Linked DNA regions of Homo sapiens: all the other regions are linked to region 3. A link is a contact called in ENCODE Hi-C or POLR2A ChIA-PET data. All regions are on one chromosome and are shown on one strand. The core of a region is the stretch at or near the end of the contact, and the rest is flanking DNA. Distances in the headings are between cores, read along the strand shown. Region 1 holds the start of SIX5 (SIX homeobox 5). Region 2 holds the start of FBXO46 (F-box protein 46). Region 3 holds the start of CLASRP (CLK4 associating serine/arginine rich protein).

What was found. Hi-C counts contacts between places; a loop is a spot of excess contacts on that map. ChIA-PET counts read pairs that join two places held with the same protein, here RNA polymerase II (POLR2A). Pooled maps may share reads with other maps.
Region 1: a loop to region 3 is called in a pooled map, with 6 times the contacts of the local background. The contact joins the promoter of SIX5 here to the promoter of CLASRP in region 3. A Hi-C loop is called at or near these places in 2 of 50 pooled maps. POLR2A ChIA-PET finds 5 or more read pairs at or near these places in 4 of 52 experiments (CD8-positive, alpha-beta memory T cell, OCI-LY7, activated CD4-positive, alpha-beta T cell and 1 more).
Region 2: a pooled map shows a loop between it and region 3 (6-fold over the local background). The contact joins the promoter of FBXO46 here to the promoter of CLASRP in region 3. A Hi-C loop is called at or near these places in 1 of 50 pooled maps. POLR2A ChIA-PET finds 5 or more read pairs at or near these places in 2 of 52 experiments (HEK293 and activated CD4-positive, alpha-beta T cell).

What each region holds. Positions count from the first base shown.
Region 1 is chr19:45,767,722-45,770,610 of GRCh38, reverse strand. SIX5 (SIX homeobox 5) reads left to right here and starts at 1,359. Exons shown (of 3, transcript NM_175875.5): 1 at 1,359-2,569. The coding sequence starts at 1,767. DMPK (DM1 protein kinase) reads left to right here. Exons shown (of 15, transcript NM_004409.5): 15 at 1-894. The coding sequence ends at 123. DM1-AS (DM1 locus antisense RNA) reads right to left here and starts at 2,815. Exons shown (of 2, transcript NR_147193.1): 1 at 2,480-2,815. RefSeq lists enhancers at 20-99, 540-649, 810-889, 2,381-2,889 and silencers at 220-379, 904-1,088, 940-1,479, 1,840-2,059, 2,510-2,639.
Region 2 is chr19:45,729,499-45,732,594 of GRCh38, reverse strand. FBXO46 (F-box protein 46) reads left to right here and starts at 1,699. Exons shown (of 2, transcript NM_001080469.2): 1 at 1,699-1,746. RefSeq lists enhancers at 1,372-1,501, 1,592-1,701 and a silencer at 2,550-2,844.
Region 3 is chr19:45,037,553-45,040,297 of GRCh38, reverse strand. CLASRP (CLK4 associating serine/arginine rich protein) reads right to left here and starts at 1,253. Exons shown (of 21, transcript NM_007056.3): 1 at 1,190-1,253; 2 at 1-114. The coding sequence starts at 85. RELB (RELB proto-oncogene, NF-kB subunit) reads right to left here. Exons shown (of 12, transcript NM_006509.4): 12 at 2,106-2,745. The coding sequence ends at 2,508. RefSeq lists an enhancer at 710-1,579.

The DNA of each region.
Region 1 (2,889 bases), core at 110-2,609, 730 kb before region 3:
TCCCTGCTCCTGTTCGCCGTTGTTCTGTCTCGTGCCGCCGCCCTGGGCTGCATTGGGTTGGTGGCCCACGCCGGCCAACTCACCGCAGTCTGGCGCCGCCCAGGAGCCGCCCGCGCTCCCTGAACCCTAGAACTGTCTTCGACTCCGGGGCCCCGTTGGAAGACTGAGTGCCCGGGGCACGGCACAGAAGCCGCGCCCACCGCCTGCCAGTTCACAACCGCTCCGAGCGTGGGTCTCCGCCCAGCTCCAGTCCTGTGATCCGGGCCCGCCCCCTAGCGGCCGGGGAGGGAGGGGCCGGGTCCGCGGCCGGCGAACGGGGCTCGAAGGGTCCTTGTAGCCGGGAATGCTGCTGCTGCTGCTGCTGCTGCTGCTGCTGCTGCTGCTGCTGCTGCTGCTGCTGCTGCTGGGGGGATCACAGACCATTTCTTTCTTTCGGCCAGGCTGAGGCCCTGACGTGGATGGGCAAACTGCAGGCCTGGGAAGGCAGCAAGCCGGGCCGTCCGTGTTCCATCCTCCACGCACCCCCACCTATCGTTGGTTCGCAAAGTGCAAAGCTTTCTTGTGCATGACGCCCTGCTCTGGGGAGCGTCTGGCGCGATCTCTGCCTGCTTACTCGGGAAATTTGCTTTTGCCAAACCCGCTTTTTCGGGGATCCCGCGCCCCCCTCCTCACTTGCGCTGCTCTCGGAGCCCCAGCCGGCTCCGCCCGCTTCGGCGGTTTGGATATTTATTGACCTCGTCCTCCGACTCGCTGACAGGCTACAGGACCCCCAACAACCCCAATCCACGTTTTGGATGCACTGAGACCCCGACATTCCTCGGTATTTATTGTCTGTCCCCACCTAGGACCCCCACCCCCGACCCTCGCGAATAAAAGGCCCTCCATCTGCCCAAAGCTCTGGACTCCACAGTGTCCGCGGTTTGCGTTGTGGGCCGGAGGCTCCGCAGCGGGCCAATCCGGAGGCGTGTGGAGGCGGCCGAAGGTCTGGGAGGAGCTAGCGGGATGCGAAGCGGCCGAATCAGGGTTGGGGGAGGAAAAGCCACGGGGCGGGGCTTTGGCGTCCGGCCAATAGGAGGGCGAGCGGGCCACCCGGAGGCACCGCCCCCGCCCAGCTGTGGCCCAGCTGTGCCACCGAGCGTCGAGAAGAGGGGGCTGGGCTGGCAGCGCGCGCGGCCATCCTCCTTCCACTGCGCCTGCGCACGCCACGCGCATCCGCTCCTGGGACGCAAGCTCGAGAAAAGTTGCTGCAAACTTTCTAGCCCGTTCCCCGCCCCTCCTCCCGGCCAGACCCGCCCCCCCTGCGGAGCCGGGAATTCCGAGGGGCGGAGCGCAGGCCGAGATGGGGAATGTGGGGGCCTGCAGAGGACCCTGGAGACGGAGGCGTGCAGAAGCTCAGTCTCGGGGCGGAGGCTTCGCGCCCTTAGTCCTCCTGGACGGCCCGTTACCTTCTGCGTTGTCCCGATGGGGAAACTGAGGCCCTGAGCCAGAAGCACACGCTGGGGGGAGGCAGAAAGCGCGGCCAGAGGCGGAGGGAAAACAAAGGGAGAATCACAGACAGACGGGAGGGGGACGGACACACACAAGGGGACAGAGACCCGAGTGGAGAGCTGGATCTCGCCTTCCCGGCGTGGGGCGCAGGGTCGGCCAGAAAGAAGATCGAGAAGAGCGGGGAGTGGGGGCGAAAAGGGGGGACAGGTGGGGGAGGAGGCTGGGGAAAGCCCGAGGGAGGAAGAGAGGGAGGGAGGAACTTCCCAAAGTTGCAAAACATGGCTACCTTGCCTGCGGAGCCGAGCGCGGGGCCGGCGGCTGGGGGGGAGGCGGTGGCGGCGGCGGCGGCGACCGAAGAGGAGGAGGAGGAAGCGCGCCAGCTCTTGCAGACTTTGCAGGCGGCCGAGGGTGAGGCGGCGGCGGCGGCCGGGGCCGGGGCGGGCGCAGCGGCTGCGGGAGCTGAGGGCCCGGGATCCCCGGGCGTCCCCGGGTCGCCCCCCGAGGCCGCTTCCGAACCGCCCACGGGCCTCCGCTTCTCGCCCGAGCAGGTGGCGTGCGTCTGCGAGGCGCTGCTCCAGGCGGGCCACGCCGGCCGCTTGAGCCGCTTCCTGGGCGCACTGCCCCCGGCCGAGCGCCTACGTGGCAGCGACCCGGTGTTGCGCGCGCGGGCCCTGGTGGCCTTCCAGCGGGGCGAGTACGCCGAGCTCTACCGGCTACTCGAGAGCCGCCCCTTCCCCGCCGCCCACCACGCCTTCCTGCAGGACCTCTACCTGCGCGCGCGCTACCATGAGGCCGAGCGGGCCCGCGGCCGCGCGCTTGGCGCAGTGGACAAGTATCGACTGCGCAAGAAGTTCCCGCTGCCCAAGACCATCTGGGACGGCGAGGAGACAGTCTACTGCTTCAAGGAGCGCTCCCGCGCAGCGCTCAAGGCCTGCTACCGCGGCAACCGCTACCCCACGCCGGACGAGAAGCGCCGCCTGGCCACACTCACCGGCCTGTCGCTCACGCAGGTCAGCAACTGGTTCAAGAACCGGCGACAGCGCGACCGGACCGGGGCCGGAGGCGGCGCGCCCTGCAAGAGGTGAGGGGCCTCGGGCGGCGCAAGTCCAGCTCTCCCGGGGACATCCCGTCCACCAGCCCTCTTCCCCCGTGCCCACTGCTGGGGCCGGCGCGCCGAGGTCCTCGGACATCTCCCGGGACCAGCTCACAATCTCAGGCGCCCGCGGGGCGCGGGGACTAAGTGTGGACGGGACAGGCACCCGCCCGGGCCCTCTCCCCGCACGCGTCTCCTCTTCCAGCGGCTCCATTCCGAGCTCCTTCCCAAATCCCATCGGTGTTGGGGAATCACACTGCGGGGGGCACTAGAGGGACTGAGGAAAAAGGACAGGGCCTGTGGCCACT
Region 2 (3,096 bases), core at 450-2,949, 690 kb before region 3:
AAAAAAGGAAAAAAAAGAAAGAAAAAGAATAAAAGATTTGGGCTTTTTTTTTTTTTTTTTTTGGTAGAGACGAGGGTCTCACTTTGCTGCCTAGTTTGGTCTTAAACTCCTGGACTAAAGCCAGTCTCCCGGCTGAGATTATAAGCATGAGCCACCGCACCCAGCCTGGAAAATACGTCTTAAGGGGAGATGATCTAACGACCTAGTCAAGAGTAGAAACCCTGAAATCCAATACATTTCAGTTCAAATCGTTTTCTTGGCTGTGTTGCCAGCGACAAGAGGCTTAATCTCTTTCTGCCTTATAAATTTGGGATTGTAATTCCTACCAGGGTTGTCTGTAGGGTGTCTGGCATATAGTTCCGATGCAATAAATATTTACTGAACACATGTTTACGCTGTTCTAGGTGCTTGAACAAGGTACACAAAGATCTCTGCCCTCCTGGAGCTTCTTCTTCTTCTTCTTCTTTTTTTTTTTTTTGAGACGGAATCTCGCTCTGTCCCCCAGGCTGGAGTGCAGTGGCGCGATCTCGGCTCACTGCAAGCTCCGCCTCCTGGGTTCACGCCATTCTCTTGCCTTAGCCTCCCGAGTAGCTGGGACTACAGGCACCCGCCACCCAGCCCGGCTAATTTTTTGTATTTTTAGTAGAGATGGGGTTTCAGTGTGTTAGCCAGGATGGTCTTGATCTCCTGACCTTGTGATCAGCCCGCCTCGGCCTCCCAAAGTGCTGTGACTACAGGCGTGAGCCACCGCGCCCGGCCTTCTTTTATTTTAAGAGGCAGCAGGGTCTCATTCTGTCGCCCAGGCTGAACTGCATGGAGGGCGGTGGTGTAACACTAGCTCACTGCCTCGAACTCCTGGGCTCGAGCGATGTGGAGCTGCTATTCTATGATGTGGACTAACTCCTAATGTATGGGACTTTCCTTCCTCCTAAGGCTTAATTTTCTCATTTGTAAATCAGGAGGTAAGAAAGGAGGGGACGGGCCGGGCGCGGTGGCTCACGCCTGTAATCCCAGCACTTTGGGAGGCCGAGGCGGGTGGATCATGAGGTCAGGAGTTCAAGACCAGCCTGACCAACATGGTGAAACTCCGTTTTTACTAAAAATACAAAAACTAGCCGGGCGTGGTGGCGGGCTCCTGTAATCCCAGCTACTCAGGAGGCTCAGGCAGGAGAATCGCTTGAACCCAGGAGGCGGAGGTTGCAGTGAGCCGAAATTGCGCCACTGCACTCCAGCCTGGGTGACAGAGCAAGACTCCGTCTCAAAAAAAAAAAAAAAAAGAAGGGGATGGATGGGAAGGAGTTTGGAAAAGCACAAGGAGCTGTTAGCTATTGTGTTGATCGGCACAAATGAATCAATAAATTTGCTCTTCCCCAACTCTCCACCCCTCACCAACACCCTATTGCAATATTCTCAATTCCCTTCCCAAGGGCCTCGGGCAAAAATGGAGCCCTCCTGGCTAGACTCCATCTCCCAGCGCGCCCAGCGGGGAAGCACCCTGCGCTTGCGCTGCCAAGTCCTCCCCGGCTTTGTCTCCCGGGAGTTCGAGTCGTTCTTTTCCTCCGCCCGCCTAATTTGCTTCCTACCCCACCTCCAAGCTTGACCGTGCTGCCTTCTGGGGGATGTAGTCCGTGGCTGCCCGGACTTCAATTCCCAGCGGGCTTCGGGACGAGAACCCGGAAGGGGAGGCTGGAGAGGAGCGAGTGGGGGAAACCCGCGTAGCCGAGGGAGATGCAGCGCGCGGCGATGGTGAGAGCCCAGGCGCGGGCCGGGGGCGCTGGAGAGTCGGGACGGGGGTTCGGGACCGGGTGACGAGGGGGAAGAGGCAGGGGCGAAAGAAGGGGCTGGGTGAGGGGAGATTGCCTGGGGGAGAGGACTGGGAGGAATGGGAGCCGGAGGTAGTAGTAGAAGAATGGTGGCTTGGGGAGGGGTCTTGGAGGTGGGGTGGGAGTGGAGCTTTGGAATTGATTGTAAAGGGGCTCAGAGCTGGGGAAGTGGGCCCCGAGTTGGAGACTGGGCTGGACATCCAGGTAGAGGCCCTGAAGGGGTCGATTTCGATGGGGGCTTAACCTGCGGCGAGGGTATGAGGATCAGGGTTAGGATGAGTGAGGGGGTCTGGAAGCTCCAAGGGACAGGCGAACGGTGGACGCAATGGGTTGGGGCCTCTGGATCGGATTGGGGGCAGGAAGGCAAGTTGAGGAGGTAGGAGGGAGAAATCAGTGGTAGGATAGAGTGTGGGTTTAGGCTCCAGGACTGAGGGTGGGGTAAGGAGCGTGAAATTAGGGGCCTGGATGTAGTGATAATTTCCCTAGTCCCGCCAGAGACTCCCGGTAAGCTGGACAGGCACAGAACTGTAGGATAATACGGCCAGAAAGGGCCATCGAGACAGGCTTTCGCACCCTCACTTCCCCGGTGGAATTTAGAAGAGTGTAATGGTTTATCCCTATGAGAAGTACAGCATTCATATCCCCTATTCTTCCACCCCTTTGTGCCATGGACAAATCTGTGAGCCTCAGTGCCCTTATCTGTAGTATGGGAACAGCAAGCATGCCTCTGAGAACAGGGTTAAAGGGAGTCATTAAAATCGTTACTATTAGTGGGAGAGCTGGGCTGTGAAGTTTCAGTCTCAGAGCTGTTGGTGGGAAGTTCTCCGCCCCCGGAATGTGACTGGGTTACAGGTGCTAATGGATTTCCTCCTTTCCAGTCCAGTCCCAGAGGCGTTTTCTCAAAAGCTGGCACTGATCTGGGCACACACCCCAGCTCAGAAGCATGTAGGGGCTCCCCACTGTGGATTACAGCTAACGCTTATTGTTTTACAAAATGCCTGGCCCTGTCCTTAGCTGTTTGTACACATTAACTCATTTAATTCTGATAACACCCCTGAGGGGTAGGTGCTGTTATTTTCTCCATTTTACAGAAAGGAAGCAGAAGTACAGAGAAATTAAGCAACTTTCCCAAGGCTATCCAGCATTAATTGCTAGACTCAGGATTCCGATCTTGGCAGCCTGGCTCAGAATCTGTGCTTTCAGCACTATAATTTAGTCCTCTCTCCATACTGAAATATACAATGTGATGAGTAGAGACAGCGAACAAAGCAGT
Region 3 (2,745 bases), core at 4-2,503:
ACTCCCGTCTCCGCTCCGCCCTCTTCTTGTAGTCGACCATCATGCCTCGAAGCTTCCGCTCATGCTTCCGAGCCTCGTGCCACATTGTGGTGAGGCCAAGCCTGGGGCCTCAACCTGAGGGATGAAGGGACCAGGAAAGTCAGATGGTCTGTGAAACCCGTATGGGCAGAATCAAAGTCATCTAACAAGTTGGTGGCAGAGTCGATCCCAAACAACACATCTCTTAGCTTCAGGGAGCAGAAGTGAAGCTGCAGAACAGTATGCCAGATGTTCAAGTCCATCCCTAACAACTTCGATCTAGAAGCTTGGGCATTCTGAAAAACCCTCAGGTGATTCTGAGGTGAGCATCACTGGGAAAGGGGTGTCCTAGATTCCACGCGCTGGAGTCGGGAATGAAAGGTTTTGAAACATCAGCAGTGTTTGAAGTAGGGTCAGAAGGCAAACCCTGAGCACTTAAGGCTGGAGCTCAAGAGAAAGAGAAGAACTGAAAAGGCTCCCACTAGGGGCCATGCGTGGGGTTGGGTATGAGTCTGGGTGGTAGAGGGATAAGGAGAATAAGGATGAAGGCAGGTGGAGGAAATCGGAGAAAGCTTTTAAGGGAACAGTGCAGTTGTATGAAGGTGGAGGTCGAGGACAGGTGAAGGGCGTGGCGGAAGATGAAGATGCTAGAGGGAGTGGGAACACGGGGAGGGAGTGTTGCAAGGAGACCAGAGTGAAGCTGAGGTCTAAAGATGGGATCTAGATGGCGGGGTGGGGAGAGCATCCAAAGAAAAAGAGCGTAGAGCCTGAGAGAGGCGGAGCTGGCTGACAGGAGGGCGTGGGCTGAGCTTGGGGGCAGGGCTTGCGGGAAAGGGCGGAGACCGAAGGTTTGGACGGGGCTTGTGGATCGCGTCGCGGCCTGAGGATTTGGGCTGGGTTTTTTTTTTGTTGTTTTTTTTTTTGACAAGGGGGCGGGGCCTGTGATAAGCTGCTGGGCCGAAGGCCGAGTTCGACGCGGCAACTTCTGGCCCACAGCCGGGGCACGGGCTCGGCCTGAGGCCCGTCAGGCCTAATGGGGTGAGGGACGAGCGATCCTCGGGGCCGGGACGCAGCAGAAGCCCACAGCAGCATGGGGAGAGCCTGAGGAAAGGGAGAAGCTGGGCTGAGGCCTGCCCGAAAACCGGGAGGTCGAGCCGCAGCCTGCACTCACCGGCTGGTCGCCGCCTCCCACCGCTGCGCTCGCGCGCGGCCCGCACCGGAAGCGGAAATGAAAGGCCGCGCTAGGGGGAGGGGGCGGAGCATGGTGGAGGGCCGCGCAGCGCACTTCCGCCGACGAGAGAGGCGGGTCCTAGAGTCGAGAGGGGCGGGATCCCGAGGAAGAAGTGGGAGAGCGGAGAAGGGAAGAGCTTGGATGCTTTATCTTTTTATCTTTTTTATTTTATTTATTTATTTAATTTTATTTTTTTGAGACGGAGTCTCTCTTTGTCTCCCAGGCTAGAAGGCAGTGGCGCGATCTAGGCTCACTGCAACCTTTGCCTCCTGGGTTTCAGCTATTCTCCCACCTCAGCCTCCCGAGTAGCTGGGACTACAAGCGCGCGCCACCAAGCCCGGCTAATTTTTGTATTTTTAGTAGAGATGGGGTTTCACCATTTTGGTTAGGCTGGTCTCAAACTCCTGACCTCAGGTGATCCACCTGCCTCGGCCTCCCAAAGTGCTGGGATTACAGCCATGAGCCACCATGCCCGGTCTCATTTTTTATTTTCATTTTCATTTTTTATTTTTTTGAGACACAGCCTCGCGCTGTCGCCCAAGCTGGAGTGCAGTGGTGCGGTCTTGGCTCACTGCAACGTCCACCTCCTGGGCTCAAGCGATCCTCCCACCTCAGCCTCTAGAGTAGCTGGGATTACAGGCGCGCAGCACCACGCCCGGCTAATTTTTGTATTTTTTGTAGAGACTAGGTTTCGTCATGTTGCCCAGGCTGGTCTCAAACTCGTGAGCTCAAGCGATCCTCCTGCTTTGGCCTCCCAAAGTGCTGGGATGACAGGCCTGAGCCCCCAGCCTGGAGGCTTTCTTTGCTACTAAGGGACTAGGGCGTTTCCCAAGCCCAGAACAGACGAAACCCCGGAGGCTCAAAAACTCATCTTTATTGGGAAGACTCTGAACAACCAACCTACCCCCCACCTTCAAGTCTGGGGAGGGAGGGCCAGGAATCTGCCCCCTCCTCCCATATGTACAATCTTTTCCGAATCCTACTGGAGAAGGTGCCCCCACATGTGGGGACAGAGGCAGCTGTAACAAGCTAGTGCACGGGAGCCATGTCCCTTTTCCTCTCCGGACTCAGTTTCCTCATCTGTAAAATGGGCTCAAGGGGAAACCCGTGCAACGGAGCTTCTCGCCAAGGCTGAATATGTCCACTTCAGAAGCATGAGGAAGGGCCAAGGGGATGGGGGTGCTAGACATCCTGGTTGGGATTGCACGGCTCCTCCACCTCCCTCCCCACCCAGTGCCCCTCCTCTGGCATCGCGGGGCTACGTGGCTTCAGGCCCCGGGGATAGGAGGCCGCCCCCAAAGGCCGCCTCGCGGTAATGATTGGGGAACATGTTGCTGCCCACAAGGCTGGCGGTGCCTCCATCCCCGGGGCCCGGGGCCTGGTACGAGTCCAGTGTCAGTGGTTCAGGGCCGGGGGTCTCCCCAACCACGGCCCCGGCACCTCCGCTGCACACAACAGCGCTAGCGTGTGGCGGTGCCGGGGGCAGCAGGTCCAGC